Regions from separate parts of the Homo sapiens genome. Here region 1 is linked to region 2. The links are chromatin loops, found by intact Hi-C in ENCODE. Cell type or tissue: heart right ventricle. All regions are shown on one strand. Each heading gives the region's core, and the rest is flanking DNA. Links, peaks and the distances in the headings are about the cores only.

Region 1 (8,281 bases), core at 1-8,000, 50 kb before region 2:
ATACTGAAGAGGTAGAAGCAATGAGATTGTCGATAGATTGGTGCCCAAAGAGGAATTAAAATTGGAACTTCCTTCTGTCGGAGGAAATTGAGTGGCACCAACCTCAATCATGGATTTTAGACAAAGTGGCAGATTACTATACATGAATGCATGCTTGGCAAATGGGAAGGACCCCAGCTCTTTCCTGTGAAGCATCACCAGACTCATTGGCCACAGCCCGTAGTTGGTGTACGGTGAGGTAGGAGGGTGATCTTGGAGGTAGGGGCTGAGGCTTGTAGCCAATTTTTCTCCTTTCCTCTCTCCCTCCTTCCTTCCATTCTTTCTTTTCAGTTCAAATATTTTTTATTTTACACTTGTTCTTAGCCAAAAGGCCGATAAGTGATTCTCTGATTTTAAAACTGAAAGAAGAAAGCATTATAATCTCATTACTCTAAGAAACTTCAAACTGCCTTAGATGTGTATTAAGTAAAAAGCCAGACTTGCTTTACTTCATTCCTGCATTACCACTTTCCAAAGACAACCACTGCTAACAGTTCCTCATGTGACCTTACAGGCATTTTCATGGTGTTTGCTTTCTCATGGGTTTTATAATTTGGGATTGCAAGCTTATCTTATGGCATTATCTGTGGGAATCTTGAATGTCATGGTTGAGGGTGTCTGGTGGAGCATTTGTTTCTGCCTTGCTTGCCATAATATCATCACCCCTGGTCTGGCTTTTACGTTTTTCTCAGTTTGGGCGTTCCCATCTGTGCATGTAGTTCAAATTTAAACACCAAATTCCCATGATCACAGGTCCATAGTTATACAGTCTTAGGGGAGTTTGTTTTTTTCCTGAGCCCAAGCCAAGACAGACAAAATTCCTTGTTGCTGTCCTTTGCTGCCATACAATTTTTCCCTTACTTCATTATTTATTTGAGAATATTGCCTTTTGGGGACCCTGATTTTAGGTAGCAGTCTCAGTTCCAGCACTCCACCTTTGGAGGGCTCCAGGCTTTGCCTCCTGTCCCCATATGGCTGTTAAAACTCTATCCCCTCAATTCCCAGAAGTCTCTTATATGCCTTGCACCTCCAAATCTCCCCCATTTCAAAGAAATGGAACTCTCCTGTCAATCATTCTCCTTGTGTGTTGGGGAAGCAGTGTCATTTAATGGTTAGTGGTGGCTTTCAGACTTCCTGAGTTTGAATCCCAGGCTTACCACTCACTAAAGAAGTGACCCTGGGCACTCATTACTAAATTTTTCTGAGCCTCAGTTTCCTCATCTATAAATTGGGAATGACAATATTTTCTACCTCATAGGAGTCTTACAAGGGCTAAATAAGGCAATGAATTTGACTACCTAAAATAGTGTGTATTAATCCCTCAATAAATGTTGACAATTGTAATAAAACTATGTCCTTATGTTTTTACACAAATGGGTTCACAGGAGGCTCACTGTTCTGCACCACCCTTTTTCTGTAGATTGGCCTGCATCAGCCCAAATGGTTCCATGTTCTTCTTTTTAATGGCTGCATAGTACTCCTTTGCATGGATGCACCACAGTTCATTTAACCAGAGTCCTGTTGGCAGGCATTTCAGATGTTTGCAATTTTTCTGTGAGACCAACACCACTGTGATCAGCATCCTGGTAAGTCCATCTTCATCATTCACTCATTCCATTTTGCCTCCAGATCAAGTCCACGGAGTGAGATTGCTGGATGAAAATGAAGCCTTGTTTAGAGACCATTTCCCTCCATCTTCATTTCTTTAGTCCCTTTCCTGAATGACACCCAGGGGATGTGGTGGCTGGAGGGAAATGCACAGCAAAGGATTCAAAAGTGGTGTGCATGAACATCTCCCCCCATTTTCTGTTTTTTTTTTTTTTTTTTCCTAGAGTGAAAGATACCTTGATTAGACAGTAATTAAGAGTGTTTTGGACAGCACAAGGCACTAATAGCCTCCCAGGTGCTTAATAAGTGTCAAGACTGCCAAGAGAAAAATTTATTTAGCATTATAACAGACTCTATGGATGCCAAATTTGCCTTCAGCCATGGCGCTGTAACACTGGGGAATGGGAACAGGGTCAGAGCTTTAGTGCCCATTGGAAAGGGCAACCAAGGCAGCAATGTGGGTAGGTCAAGAGCACTAGATGGGACCCAGACAAATCTGGGTTCTAAGCCAATCACTGCCACTTACTAGTTCCAGGAGCATGGCCAAGTTATGGACCTTCTCTGAGCTTCATTGTCATCACTTATAGATCAAGGCTTGAAATATCTAACCTATCAGGTTCTGGGAGGCCATGGGTGCAGTCATTAAGAATGTGAACTCTGTTTGGGAGGACAAGGCAGGTGGATCACTTGAGGCCAGGAGTTTGAGATCAGCCTGGCCAACATGGTGAAACCCCATCTCAACTAAAAATATAAAAATTAGCCAGGCATGGTGGCGCACACCCATAGTCCCAGCTATTCGGGAGGCTGAGGCAGGAGAATCACTTGAACTCGGGAGGTAGAGGTTGCAGTGAGCCAAGATCACACCACTGCACTCCAGCCTGGGTGACAGAGTGAGATTCTGTCTCAAAAAAAAAAAAAAAAACAGTAAACTCTGGGTTCTGGTCCAGCCACTTCTACTCATTAGCTGAGGACCCTGGGCAGGATTCCAAATGTTTTTGAGTGTTAGTTTTCTCATCTGTAATGTGGCTATAATAATAATCCTATAAGCCCACCTTATAGAATTGTGGTTAAGACAAGAAAATGTATGCAAAAGACTTAGCCCAGTGCTTGGCCCAAATTAAATGCTCAAAAGATCAGTACCTCACATTGGTGTTAGAAATTTGCTGAGTGTTAAATGAGATAATGCATATACAACTGAAAAAAAGGTATAATGTATATGTGATAGTTAAGGAAGGCAATGCCAGCTGCTGTAACAGATGCAATTGTCACTTCAGTGGTTTAACACAGTATAAGTTTATTTCTCACTAATGTTACAACCCACTGCTGGCATTTCTGGTTGGGCAATCTGCCTCCATGCGGTGACTCAGGCACTCAGGCTCCTTCTATCTTGTGGCTCTACCATTTTCAACACTTACTTTGAACTCTGTTCCATTCAGCAGGCAGGTGGGGAAAGAGAGACCGAGGAGACATACCTGCTTGTTAATCATTTCAGCCCTGAAGTGATGCACATCACTTTTTCTCACAGTCTTTTGGTCAGAGTTAGTCACATGGCCCTACCTAGATGCAAAGGAACCTGGGAAATGTAGTCCATGCATGATCAACTGCTGCCCAAGAAAAACTCTGGAAGGAAAGCAAGAATCCGTGGTGGTCACCTCTACTTAGTCCAGCACCCTCATTTCCAAGGGGTGACCTGGAAATGACTCAAGAGTTGGGTAGTGACCCAAGAGTGGGTTGGAGCTGGGGGTGTGTACAGGGTATGTCTCCTTTCCTTGAGCCAGGGGCGATGTTGGTGCTGGAGGCTGCATCATTCCCTAGACCAAGTTAGTCCAACCTGGTGCCTGCAGGTCGCGTGCAGCCCAGGATGGCTTTGAATGAGGCCCAACACAAATTTGTAAACTTTCTTAAAATATTATGAGTTTTTTTTTGCAAATTTTTTTTTTTAGCTCATCAGCCATCATTAGTGTTAGTGTATTTTATGTGTGGCTCGAGACAATTTTTTTCTTTTAATGTGGCCCAGGGAGCCAAAAAATGGGACGGCCCTGCCCTAGACAGAGGGTAACGACAATGATTCCCGTTGGAGCACTGGACACAGAGCAATGATTCCCGTTGGAGTGCCGGACACAGAGCAATGATTCCCGTTGGAGCACTGGACACAGAGCACTCCGTCCCTGTGATCACATCTAACCCCTAAATAGCCCCAACAGGGCATTTTCATTATTACCATCACTCATGTCATGCACAGGTGAGGAAACTGAGGCACAGCATGGCTCCATGCCTTGCCTAAGTTCTCACAGCAAGGCAGGAGCAGACCCAGGCCTTGAACTCAGATCTCAAGGTGAACACGGTCCTCTTGGAGGCCAGGGTCACACCAGAGGGTCCCACATGCAGGGACGGGGTAAAGGATTCTCCACTTGCCCCAGCAAATTTTCAGACACCAAGGCCTGTGGGACAAGGCCTGGCTGCTGTGAGGCTGAATAAGCAAACCAGTGGAAGAACAAAGAAGAATGGTTCTTTCTGGAACCTCTAGTTTGTTCTTTGAGCACATTAAATATGCCCCTGTAACCTTGCTGACTCTCTTCATTGGCTCTGTAAACCCTCAGTGGCTGTCGCGGGCATTTTTTGTACACACTGTATTTAACACAGAGCCAGATGCACCAAAGGGCTCAGCATATATTTGTTGAATAAAAGAAAGAAAGCCTCAAGGGAAAATTTATCTAAATTACAACGATTTTTCCATTTGTGCGTGCAGTTGTGGACTGTGGAGGTTGACAGAGCTCCTATGAAGTACTAGGCCCAACTTGGAGTCTTCTCATAGCCCTGGGAGGCAGGTCCCACTGATATCTCTGGTTAATAGACAGGGAAACGGAGGCACTCCCCTGTGGCTCTGCATTGGTCGAGCCGGCCTGATTCTTTGTCCCTCCCACTGTCTGCTGCCTGGCACTGCCTCTGAGTCACAAGAGGCTGAAAGTGACCTCTGGGCGTCTATAATTAGGCCCTGCCTGACGTCAGGGCAGACGGATTTTCTGGCTTGGCCAACGTCGGCCTATCGTTCACTGCGTGCCAGGCACTGAGTTAAGTCCATTACATGCATTCCCTGACACTTGCAGCAACCCCACTAGGCCCCCATTCTCCAAGGAGAAAACTGAGGCCCAGGAGGGTCATGCCCTGGCCTGAGGTTACTCAGCTGGGAGGAGGTTGAGGCTGGATTTGAGCATAGACCTCTGCAGCTCCGGTAGCCACCAGGCTCTGTCAGTGATCAGTGGTAGCTGTATATTTCTAGATCAAGGGAAGGTTTCAACTGAGCCAGCAGGACAGAGGTGTGCTGAGGCTTGGTGGGCACTGGCCATTCTCACCTCTGACCACTGGCTTCCTAGCTTACTCTGCTCCTTTTTCCTCTTTCTCTAATTTTTTCCCACCTCCTGGCCTTTGCACATGGCTTTGCCTTTGCCTTTGCCTGAAATGCCCTTCACCCATATCCTCCTGTGTCCAGCTCCTTCTTATCTATCAGGTTTCTGTGTAATTGTCACCTCCTCCAGGAAGTCTTCCCTGACCACACCTGCTTCCAGTCTGTTGAGTTATTTTCTTCTTTGAACTGATCTCCAGGTGAAATGATCTCTACCTGTTTATTGCTTGTTTCTTCAACTAGATGTGAACTACATGAGGGCAGACTGTGTCTCTCTTGTTCCTTATGTCTCCAGCCTCGGGGACTCAGCTTAGCACAAAGTAGTTGTCCTAAAAATAGTCGTTAAGTGAGTGACTAACTGAAGGTGAGGGCTTCCCGGGGCAAGAAGCCACCAGGTTGGATGAACAGGTGAACATCTATGGGGACAGAGCCTCAGGTTGCCTGTATGCCCCAGAGCGGGATCTCCGCCAGATGTAGGGGGTCAAGGAGTAGGATCCCGCCTCTTGGAGAGGGAGTCTGGGCTCTGTGCAACAGGGCACTGAGGACAGCCAGTCCAGGTCTGGGACAGTGTGGCCTCTCTTTTTGACATGGGGACATCAGACACTGGTGGCTCCTGGGTCAGAGCCAGTTCTGGATTGTGGCCTGGGTGTCCTGATAAGCCAACAGCCTTTGTCAGGCCGAGCTCCAGGGACCTGCCTGGTGGAGCAGGAAGGACTTGAAGGTGGGGTTGCCGGAAGGTGAGAGACAGGTGTGACCTGGGGTAGGGAAAGAGGGATGTTTGTCATGACTTGGCCTGGCTGCCTTCTTTCCCAAGGCCTGGCGTCTCCATCACGCAAGCTTGTTGAAGGAATGAATGAAGGTATCATCCTAGACAGACCCCAAACAAACAGGAGATGCTCAATCTGGTTCAGCGTGCTTCCTAAGAGTTAATGCTTCTTATTCTTATAACAACCCACGAGTTGGGTCCTATCATTATCCCCATTTTTACAGAGGAGAAAACTGAGGCACAGAGAAATGAAGAGATTTCCCCAAATTCACACAGCTGGGGCTGGGATTTGAACCTGGCCTTCTGGCTCCACAGCGTGATGCCTTTAACTGTCCACTGTACTGCTTGTTTTGGGCTAAAAGCCAAGACTAAAAGGCAGTGGTGTGTACACTTTTGAAACGGAGCCGAAGCTTTCCATGAGTGAATTCTTATTGCTCAGAAACCCTACGTGCAAAATACAGGCCATGGGAGCCTCCCTGACTGAAGTGGGAATTAGGGTTGCGAGACCGCCACACTCATTCATTCCCACATACCCCATCCCCGTCGTGTACCCTCTTCCCACGGGTTCTGCCTCCTACTTTTCTCAAGAATTTTCACATTCCTAAAAGCAGGAAACAGACAGAGTTGACCTTTCCATTGCTGTTGTTGCTAAACTCTTTCTCGGCCCCTAGAACTCTTATAAAGGATACCAATCTGGGGAAGGGGTTTATGAATGAGAGCCCCCTGCCCAGCATCCTCCCTCTTTGGAGGCCTCTGAAACCCCATTAGGGTCCCATGGGGTAAGGATGCGCTCAGGGATCCTGCAGGATTCGAACTTTCCAGGCATTGTATCTCCCTAAGACAATCTAAGATTTCTAAAGATATTTTTTCTTTTCATGGAGACATAATTTATATACAGTAATATATATATACACAATTTATATACAGCACAAATATTACATGTTACACCCATGAAACCATCACTGAAATCAAGATATGAAGCATTTTCAGAACACTGGCTCTACAGAAAAAGTGTGCTGAGCCCTGTTCTGAGGCAGCCCTATTCTCTAGAACTTTCTATGACAGTGGAGCTGTTCTGGGCCTGCGGTGTCCAATGAGGGAGCCATGAGCCACACACGGCCATGGAGTATTTGAAACTTGGCTCATTTGACTGAGGAATTTTATTTATTAGTATTATTTTTTGAGACAGAGTCTCACTCTGTCACCCAGGCTGGAGTGCAGCGGCGCAATCTCAGCTCACTGCAACCTCCACCTCCCAGGTTCTAAGTGATTCTCCTGCTTCAGCCTTTGGAGTAGCTGGGATTACAGGCATGCACCATCACGCCCGGCTAATTTTGTATTTTTAGTAGAGGTGGGGTTTCACGATGTTGGCCAAGCTGGTCTCGAACTCCTGACTTCAGGTGATCCACCCGCCTCAGCCTCCCAAAGTACTAAGATTACAGGCGTGAGCCACTGTGCCCGGCCTATTTTATTATTTTTATTCTTTTTATTTTTGAGACAGGGTCTTGCTCTGTCATCCAGGCTAGAGTGCAGTGGTACAATCATGGCTCACTGCAGCCTCAATCTCCTGGGCTCAGGCGATCCTCCCACCTCTGCCTCCTGAGGAGCTGAGACTATAGGCACAAATCAGCATGCCTGGCTAATTTTTAAAAATCTTTTTAATTAAAAAAAAAATTTGGCTGGGCATGGTGGCTCACGGCTGTAATCCCAGCACTTTGGGAGGCCAAAGCGGGTGGATCACCTGAGGTCAGGAGTTCGAGATCAGCCTGACCAACATGGAGAAACCTCATCTCTACTAAAAATACAAAATTAGCCAGGTGTGGTGGCACATGCCTGTAATCCCAGCTACCTGGGAGGCTGAGGCAGGAGAATCGTCTGAACCTGGGAGGCAGGGGTTTCAGTGAGCCAAGATTGCGCCATTGCATTCCAGCCTGGGCAACAAGAGCAAAACTCCGTCTCAAAAAAAAAAATTTTTTTTTCTTTTTGTAGAGATGGGGTCTCAATGTGTTGCCCAGGCTGGTCTCGAACTATTGAGCTCAAGCCCTGCTCCCACCTTGGCCTCCCAAAGTGCTGGGATTACCGGCATAAGCCACTGCACCTGGCCAAAGCACTGAATTTTAAATCTTATCGAATGTTAATTCATTTACAATGAAATAACCTCACTGGCCCCAGTTCTAAAGGATTCTAACATAAGGACAAAAGATGCTGACATCCACACATCTTGAGAGAGCCCAGCATTCCAGGAAGTGTCACAAGTGTGTCCCTCAGGTTGGGTCTCCCAGTAGCAGCCCCTTCCTGGGCCCCATCTCAGGCCGGCAGCTTTGGGGTTAATGAAGAAGCAGCCTGGGCCTCCTGGTATTTTCTTCAAAGATGTTGTTCCTATTGATATATTTTTGGATGATGCTTTAGCATTAAAAAAAGAGAGAGAAAGAAAAAAAAATCAATGCTCGGCTGATTGTACCAGG
Region 2 (8,330 bases), core at 331-8,330:
GCTTGAGGTCACACAGCGAGTTAGAAGTAGGGCTTGGTCTGGACCCAGGGGTGTTTTGACTCCCCAAGGTAAGAGGTGGGAAGAGAACTGGTGCTTAATAATTTTGAACACCTACTTGACACCTGCCATCTTATTGAATCAGGTCCTTCACTTCCCAGCTCCGGGTCCTCAGGCAGGTCAATTTCCTCTCTCAGCCCCGGTTTCTTCATCTATGCAACACACTTATTTACCAAGGACCTTTTCTATTCAAGACCATGACGAGACATAAATTAGACATGGTCTCTAGCCTCAAGGAGCCCACCAATAGAGGGAGTCTGTAGATGACTTGGCACCCGTGGTAAGTGCTGGGGTGCATGGGTGGAGATGGCTGTGGGGCCTCACAGGGGACAGGAGGGGCCCACGGAGGGCACAGTGTCTGCTGATTTTATCCAGGGAGGTGGCTTTGAAGAGCTGCAGATGATCTCCTGGCTGTGAGGAGCCACTGGAGGAGCTGAGGCAGAGGCAGGGGGTAGCCAGGAGTCTACTGGAAAGGTCCAGGCAAGAGGTGATGAGGGCTAGGTCAAGCGGCAGTCCCTGAACCTTCACACAGTCTGGACTTTGAACCAGTGGGCCTCAGACTCTTGGTGTAGCTGCTTTTTGGTGGTTCCTTAAAAAGCTAAACATAGATTTGCCGTATGACCCAGCAATACCACTCCTGGGAATATGCCCAAAGGAATTGTAAACAGATACTTGAACAGATACTTGTACACCCGTGCTTGTAGCAGCATTATTCATAGTAGGCAAGCTGTGGAAACAGCCTAGGTGTCTATCTACGGATAAATGGATAAACAAAATGTGGCATATCCATACAATGGAATCTTGTTCAGCCATATAAAGGAATGAAGTTCTGATACATGCTACAACATGAATGTACCTTGAAAACATTATGCTAAGTGAAAGAAGCCAGACACAGAAGGACAAATATTGCGTGATTCCACTCATGTGAAATATCTACAATAGGCAAATTCACAGAGACAGAAAGTGGTTAATAGGGGGCAGGGGGAGGGGGAAATAGGAGAGTTACTGCTTAATAGGTACAGAGTTTCTTTTTGGGGTGATCAAAAAGTTTTAGAAATAGACAGTTGTGGCTGGGCATGGTGGCTCATGCCTGTAATCCCAGTACTTTGGGAGGCAGAGGTGGGTGGATCACATGAGCCCAGGAGTTCGAGACCAGCCTGGGCAACATGGCAAAACCCTGTCTCTAAAAAAAATACAAAAATTATCTGGGCATGGTGGTGTGTGCCTGTAATCCCAGCTGCTTGGGAAGCTGAGGTGGGAATATCCCTGAGAGTGGGAGGCAGAGGTTGCAGTGAGCTGAGATCACGCCACTGCACTCCAGCCTGGGTGAGAGAGCGAGACCCTGTGTCAAAAAAAAAAAAAAAAAAAAAAGAGAGAGAGATGGGGTGATGGTTGTGTGACATTATGAATGTACTTAATGCCACTGAATTGTTCATTGTATAACTCATTGACATTGATTTAATACATTGCATTGAAATGGGTGAGTTGTATGCTATGAGTTTAGCTATCTCAATGAAGCTAAATTCAAAAACCAGGGCCGGGCGTTGTGACTCAAGCCTGTAGTCCCAGCACTTTGGGAGGCCAAAGCAGGAGAATCGCTTGAGCTCATGAGTTCGAGACCAGCCTGGGCAACATGGCGAAACCCCATCTCTACAAAAAATACAAAAATTAGCCAGGTGTGATGGCACACACCTGTAGTCCCAGCTACTTGGGAGGCTGAGGCAGGAGGGTTGCTTGAACCTGGGAGGTGGAGGTTGCAGTGAGCCCAGTGAGCCTGGGCGATAGAGCCCGACCTTGTCTCAAAAGAAAACAAAAACAAAAACAAAACAAAACAAAAAACCAAATGAGTGGAGTTCGTGGGTTGGAGTCCTGAGGCCCTCAGTAAAATGGGAAGAAGGGAAAGTCATCTTAGGGGAGATGAAGGCCACGGTGTGTCTGATTTTGCAAATCATGACTGGCTGCCCATGTCCCTTTGCTGTGGACATTTTCCGTTTTGGGAGATTCGAGCCCCACTCCTAGGCTGACTTGCTGTGTGCCCTTTGCTGAGTTGCACAACCTCTCTGAGTCTCAGTTGTCTCATCTATGTATCAATCTATTTGCTTCAGGCTAACCATTTGCTGGGCACAGGGTCAGACATTTGCTCTGAATCTTTCTTTCAGTCCTCACCCTATTTGAAAGGAGAACACAAGGGCCCAGGGAGGGTGGGAGCCTTGCCAGGAGCTCCTAGAGAGTGTGGCTGAGACAACCTGAGAGCTTGGCCTGGGGCTGGCCCAGGGTTTGCCTCAGTCCTCATCTCCCACTGGCCCTGAGAACTCCTTACCCAGCCCCGCTCCCCTCCCCTTTGCATCCGTTTGGAGTTGGTCACGGATTTTGTTCCTTCTGCAAATGATCTCCATGTGTCACGGATTGGGTTTCCCCTCGTCTGGCCCTGTCCCTCTTGGGACCCCAGGCCCCCCACGGGCTGATGCAGCTGGACGGGGCCTCCCCAGCAGCTCCGTGGCTCATTCTGACCCTGAGATGGGGCCCAGGCAGGATGGGGCCTGGGCATCTGGTTTAACCATCAGAGCAGGGGCTTGTTTCGGTTTTAATGACGCATGGAGACCTCGGGAGAGGGAGAGGGAGCCGACTGGCAAACGGGGTGCAGAGAGGCAGCAGGGCCGATGGGACAGCGGAACTGAACAAACAAATACCGGAGCGTTAATGGGGGACTCTGCGGCCGAGAAGTCGCACTCACACTCATGCACGTGTGTAAGCACACACACGCACACATGCTGATGGAAAAGCCACCTTGCACACACCTACTTGCAGACGTTCCCGCCTCCTTCGCTCTAGCCGTCTAAATGTCATGCTGGTCTCCGCACATTCTCAGTGCCGTCCAGCCCCTCGGCCTTTGCCTAGGCCGGCTCCCCCACCTGGAATGCCATCCCTGCAAATGCCAGTCCTGCGGTTTGCGATGCCCGTGCTTCAGGGAACCCTTCCCTCATCCCACCTCCCCACCACCAGAGGCGGGGCCCCTCCTCCTCAGGCCTGTGGGTGGGGGAGAAGCCGCAGACAAGCTTCTGCTCAGCTGCATGGGTGCCCTGTGATCTTGGGCAAGTCCCTTCCCCACCCCAGAGCCTGAGTTCCCAGTGCTCCATCTGGAAAAGGCAACTCCACACCTCCTGCCTTCCTGGGTTCTCGCAACCGCCTTACTGTGATTGTCCCCATTTTGAGGCTGAGAAAAGAGAGGTTCAGAGAGGTTTAGTAAGTAGTCCAAGGTCACCCAGCTGGTTAGTAGGAGACTGGCTGAAACCCCAGTACCTATGCCTTCCCCTACTTCTGTTGCTGAGAACGGTCAGATCAGCCCAGGAGTCAGACAGACCTGTGCCGACTGCCCCTTGGGCAGAGTCAACTGGGCCCTCATTGTTTCTCGGCTCCCCCTTCATTGTTATTCTGACAGGGGCATGTGATTCACAAGAGCTCATTTGCTCCCAGCCCAGCCAGGGGTCCCTGAGCATCTGCCAACCCCTCTCTGGGCCTCAGCCTCCTCATCTGCAGGTGGAGAAGCGTATTCCTGCTCTCTTGACCCTACCTGCCATGCTAGGTGGTACTTGGGGTGGGAATAGATGCTTCCAGTTCTCAGCAGAGGAAACTGAGGCTCAGGAAGGCCAGGGCGGGGCTGGGATTCAAACCCATGCTTTGGACTTCGTGCCTGGCTTTGTCCATTGACCCCAGACTGCCTTCTGCCTCTAACTGGCAGGTGCAAACCAAGCCTGGGGGGTGCCATCCACCTTGTTAACCCCTTTACTAATCCGGGCTTTGGAGGGTTTATCAGAATAAGCATGAGGGCTGGGAGGGTTTGGGAAGGTGGTCTGGGGAGGGAAAGACTCACTGGGGACTTGGGGCTCCGTGGATCTTTCTGCCCAACTCCCAAGTTCATTTCATCTGTCAAATGGGCATACTATTACTGCCTGCTTTGTAGGTGTTGGTGAGGATGAAGAGGAGTTAGTGGTAAAATATGCCCAGTGCTGAGAATGGTGCCTGGCCTATCCACGCTTCATGTAAGCATTGGCTGGTTACCAGCATCGAGTGTTAGCATTATTTATTAATCATTGGCTTGGAATGACATCTGTTAGGCACCGGGGCTGTCTTTTTAGCAAAGACCTAGTTCACTGTTACAAGGACTTGGGGTTGACTCAGGGTATGGCAATGGCCTTGGCCTCTCCAAGCCTCAGTTTCTGCATCTGTGAAATGGAGATGATACCCCCAGCCTCCCTCACCCATCTTTTGCAAACATAGTCTCTAGCTGTTCCAAGCTGCCAGATGCCAGATCTGCTCAGAGGCCCACACAGGTCTCTCAGCTCATCTCTGACAGCGAGTCTCCACCCCAGGGCTCAGGGAGGCCCAGGAGGCCAGCTTCTCCAGGGTGGGTGGTGGGTACTATTAGACTTCAGTGCCTGGTTTCTCTAACTGCGGGGCTGGCTATGGCCAGGCTGATCCTCCATCTAGACTGAAAATACCCGTGCAAATCCCTCCTGTAAAATCCTCGGCCCCCTCCTGTGGGGCCTCCTGGGGACATGCCAGAGGCTAAAATAAGACCTGAAGTCAGCAGAGGCCTGTCCCCGGCTGCCACCTGATTCTACCAGTCCCTCAGGGACTTGGTGCTCCTGGCACAGACGGATTCTGAAATGACCGTCAGCAGGCAAGTGCCAGGCTGAGCCATCTCCAGTCCCTGAGGAGTTTTAGGATGCAGATTCCCTGGACTGACTCCATGAGGTAGAGTCAGTGGCTCGCAGTCGGGCCCAGGGAAACTGTGTTTTATAAAACTCTCAGGAGGTTGTGCTGACAGCTAGTGTTGGATGTCCATGTTCCACCGCCATTGATACTGACTTCTGTTTGCTTATTCATGCCTTTGTCTCCTTTTCAGTGGTGCTGGGAGCCTCTAAGGGCAGGGCTGGGTTTTCTGTCTGTCTGAGCAAATGCTGGGTGAAATGATGAATGAATGAATGAATGAATGAATGAATGAATGGACAAATGAATGAGTGGATAAGCAGCTCCCTGGAGAATTTTGGACCTTCCCTGCCACTGATGGGGGTGAGAGCTTTGGGGCTGATATTCCCCTGGATACCTGAGCTCAGTTTAGAGGTAGGAGGAGGCATTTTTTTCAGATTGCTTGGAGCCCTCTCCTCCAGGGAGCCGTCCCTGATGCCTTCCCCATCTGCTGTGCCCCACATCCCCTACTTTCCCACCCATCTCATGCCCTTCCCTTGTTTGTTTCCCTCTGCCCAGGACCCACCTTATGCCTGACTCAGGATGCTGTCAGTAACTGTTGAATGACCATGCAGATGAATGAATGAAGTATCTGTAAGACCAAATCTCTCCTTGGCTTTGCCTTCCAATAAAGGGAAGTCTTGGAAGAAGATGCCCCTCTCTTGCCACACTCTGCCTCCCCAACCGTTGTCTTTACTCCAGTCCTGCCACATTTTTCAAGTTCTCTCCATTTTCTCCAGCCACCAAGCCTTTGCACCTGCTGTTCCTTGTGCCTGAAACTCCCTCTGCCTTTGCTAATTCCTTCTTCTCCACATCTTTGCTTCAATGTTTTGGCTGTGAGTTGCCCTGATTGCTCCCCCAAAGCCCCATGTTCTCGCCAAAGCTGCCACCTTCCTTCCTACTTAAAGTGTGAGCTCTTTGATGCAGAGGCTGTATCGACTTCATTTCTGCTTCTCCAGCACCCAAGCCGGGAATGTTTGTTGAATTAATGCATAACCTTGTTAAAAAGCCTCAGCTGTGCTTTCTAAAAATATTGGTTCTAAATCCCAGCATGGCTGGGGGACCCAGGCTGAGGATCCCAGAGACGGGTGAGGCGTGGAGGGTACAGATGTGTCTCTAGGACAGGGCCTTTGACAGGTCCTGCCAGGCCTGGAAATGCTGTTCCATCGCCCAGGACCAGAGACCACTTTTCCACTGAGCAGTGGCTCTCTGGCCTGAGGCTGCACTGACATTCCCATCGCCAAGCTGTCCATCTCTCCCAGAGTTCACAGTGGAACTGAACTGGCTGGAAGTCAGGTAGTGAGGGGTGGAGAAGCAGAGGATGAGCCTGCTGTATGAAGCTCCAAAGGGAGGCTGAAGAGAGAGAGTTCTGGGCTGGGCCCCCACCTGCCCTTGAAACCTGGAGGAGCAGCACCCAGGAAAAGCTCTTGGTAACTTCTCAGGCCCATGTGAATGTCAGGGTTTATGATTATCATCAGGTGACAAGTTCTCATGGTCTGATCCATCTTTCTGAGTGATGGTGATGATGGTAGTATCTCCATTGATTGACAGCTCATGATTGCCTGGTCTAGGGCTGAATGCCGGGGAGGTGGAGAAAAATAATAACACACCGACCACACAGATTGAGTATCTTGAATGTGCTGGGCACTCTTTTGATTGCACTTTCTATATGACCTCATTTAAACCTCTTGAGAACCCAGTTTACCAATGAGGCAACTGAGACCAAGAGAGGCTAAGAGAGTCTCTTAAGGTCACAGAGCTGGGAACAGACAGAGGCAGGATTTGTCTCAGGGCCTCTGTGCCTCTGACCACGATAATATGTGGTGTCTGGGTTGGTCATAGCCCCTGCATTGAGGGGGCCAGGCACTCCCACACTAAACTCTCAAGCTCCTGCAGCTCTTTCGTTCCAACAGGTGCACGCATGCCTTCGTGTCTTCTCTCACACTTATTCAATCAACAAACATTTGTTGAGTACCTACTATGAGCCAGGACTGTTCTCGGCATTGGGCTATGGAAAAAAGTACCCCATGCAGAGGAGATGACTTTTGAGCTTAAGTTATACTCTGGTACGTGCCCGAAGGCAAAGACCAGGTAAATGCACTCACCGTATGTGTGTGTGTGTGTGTGTGTGTGTGTACTCGTGCAAAATCAGGGAAGCCTTCCTGGAGGAAGAGAAGTTGAAATCGGGACCTGAAGGAGGAATGGGAGAGAGAGGGAGCTGGTGAGGGTGCAGCGGCAGGGGGACAGGAGAAGCTCGCATGGGCCGGATGATTGGGTTCGTCCCACCCCCAGGCCTTTGCTTGGTGTGTTCCTCTGCCTGTGACACTTTTCCCTCTTCTTGATATCACTCCTGCTTCCTTTCCAAGTCTCAGGTGAGACATTGCCTCCTCCAGGAAGCCTTCCTGATGGTCCCTCGGCTGGGTCAGTGGCCTCCTCTAGGTCCCTACAACTCCCTGTGCCACCTGAATTGCTTACTAGGCTGTGAGTTCCCACAGGGCATGGCCGGGTCTGGCTCCCGTCAGTGCAAAGGGGGTGCCCAGTGAGTAACTGAATAAATGAGGGAGTGAGTGAAACTGCTCCCCACTCTGCTGTGCTGAGGGTGAAGCCTGCAGAGCCTGGTGCCTGCCCAAGGGATCCACAGACACAGCTCCCTTCTGCCCCCAAATGGCCCCACCCAGGGAATTCCCTCAGACCCAGCTGATGATCCCATGTGGACCCACATAGGACCGGGCAGGGGAATTGATCCCATCTTTCAGGGCCAGGCTTCATCCAGTGTGCCAACTGCTTTTGATCTGATCTTCTCTTTGGCTGTTTAAAACTTCTGCCAGGATACACACATATGTTCCCACAAAGACACACCCAGACACGGACACACGCACAGGTACACGCACCCGCAGACGTGGACGCACGCACGGGCACACGCACCCGCAGACGTGGACGCACGCACAGGCACATACACAGGTACACACACCCCCACACAGACATGGACACACACGAACACATATTCAGACAAATACACATGACACACACCCAGAGACACATATGTGGACATGCACACAGACATACATGGATGCATATACATGGAAACACACAGACATGCACAGACACACATGAGCACACATAGAATACATACACACACACACAAATACACACATTTATGAGCTCTCGAGCAGGAGGGCCACCATTACGTCTTCCCCAAGGTTGTTGTGAGGATTAAATGAGCCAAAGCGGTGAAAGTCCAGCTTCATGCAGGCTCCGAGTAGGTGTTCAAGGCCATCATGAGTGTGGGACCCCTGCAGTCATGCAGGACCTTGAGCACAGAAGGGTCCACGCTTGGTTTAATGCCCTCCTGTCACCATGTTGAAATCCTTAATATTTGAACAAGAGGCCCTGCATTTTTATTGTGTGAGTCCTGTGAGTTCGGAGTTGGCGTTGTGTGTGTTCCTAGTTTAACTGGCAGCCTGGAAACACCGACAGAGAGTCTACATGAACCCTGACTTCTGTAGGGTTGTTTGAAAGGCAAT

The links. A loop is a pair of places that touch in the nucleus more often than their neighbours do. Peaks named below come from ENCODE experiments on the same cell type or tissue, not always from the same donor. Only the 100,000 strongest peaks of a DNase experiment are listed, where the experiment ranks them.
Region 1: a loop joins it to region 2, with 5 times the contacts of the local background. A loop is called at or near these places in 13 of 110 quality-filtered maps.

Annotation. Positions count from the first base shown.
Region 1 is chr22:27,683,064-27,691,344 of GRCh38, reverse strand. It overlaps CPMER (cytoplasmic mesoderm regulator), which reads left to right. Exons shown (of 5, transcript NR_186699.1): 4 at 1,460-1,625. Among named protein-coding and RNA genes, the nearest start is that of CPMER, 28 kb to the left of the region's middle. In heart right ventricle, for the core only: no CTCF peak of the experiment used is centred there; DNase peaks (open chromatin) are centred at 4,624 and 5,654; H3K27ac peaks cover 3,268 bases.
Region 2 is chr22:27,633,652-27,641,981 of GRCh38, reverse strand. No RefSeq gene overlaps it. Among named protein-coding and RNA genes, the nearest start is that of CPMER, 77 kb to the left of the region's middle. RefSeq lists enhancers at 2,247-3,050, 3,051-3,855, 4,068-4,568, 7,489-8,082. In heart right ventricle, for the core only: no CTCF peak of the experiment used is centred there; DNase peaks (open chromatin) are centred at 2,282 and 4,681; H3K27ac peaks cover 1,406 bases.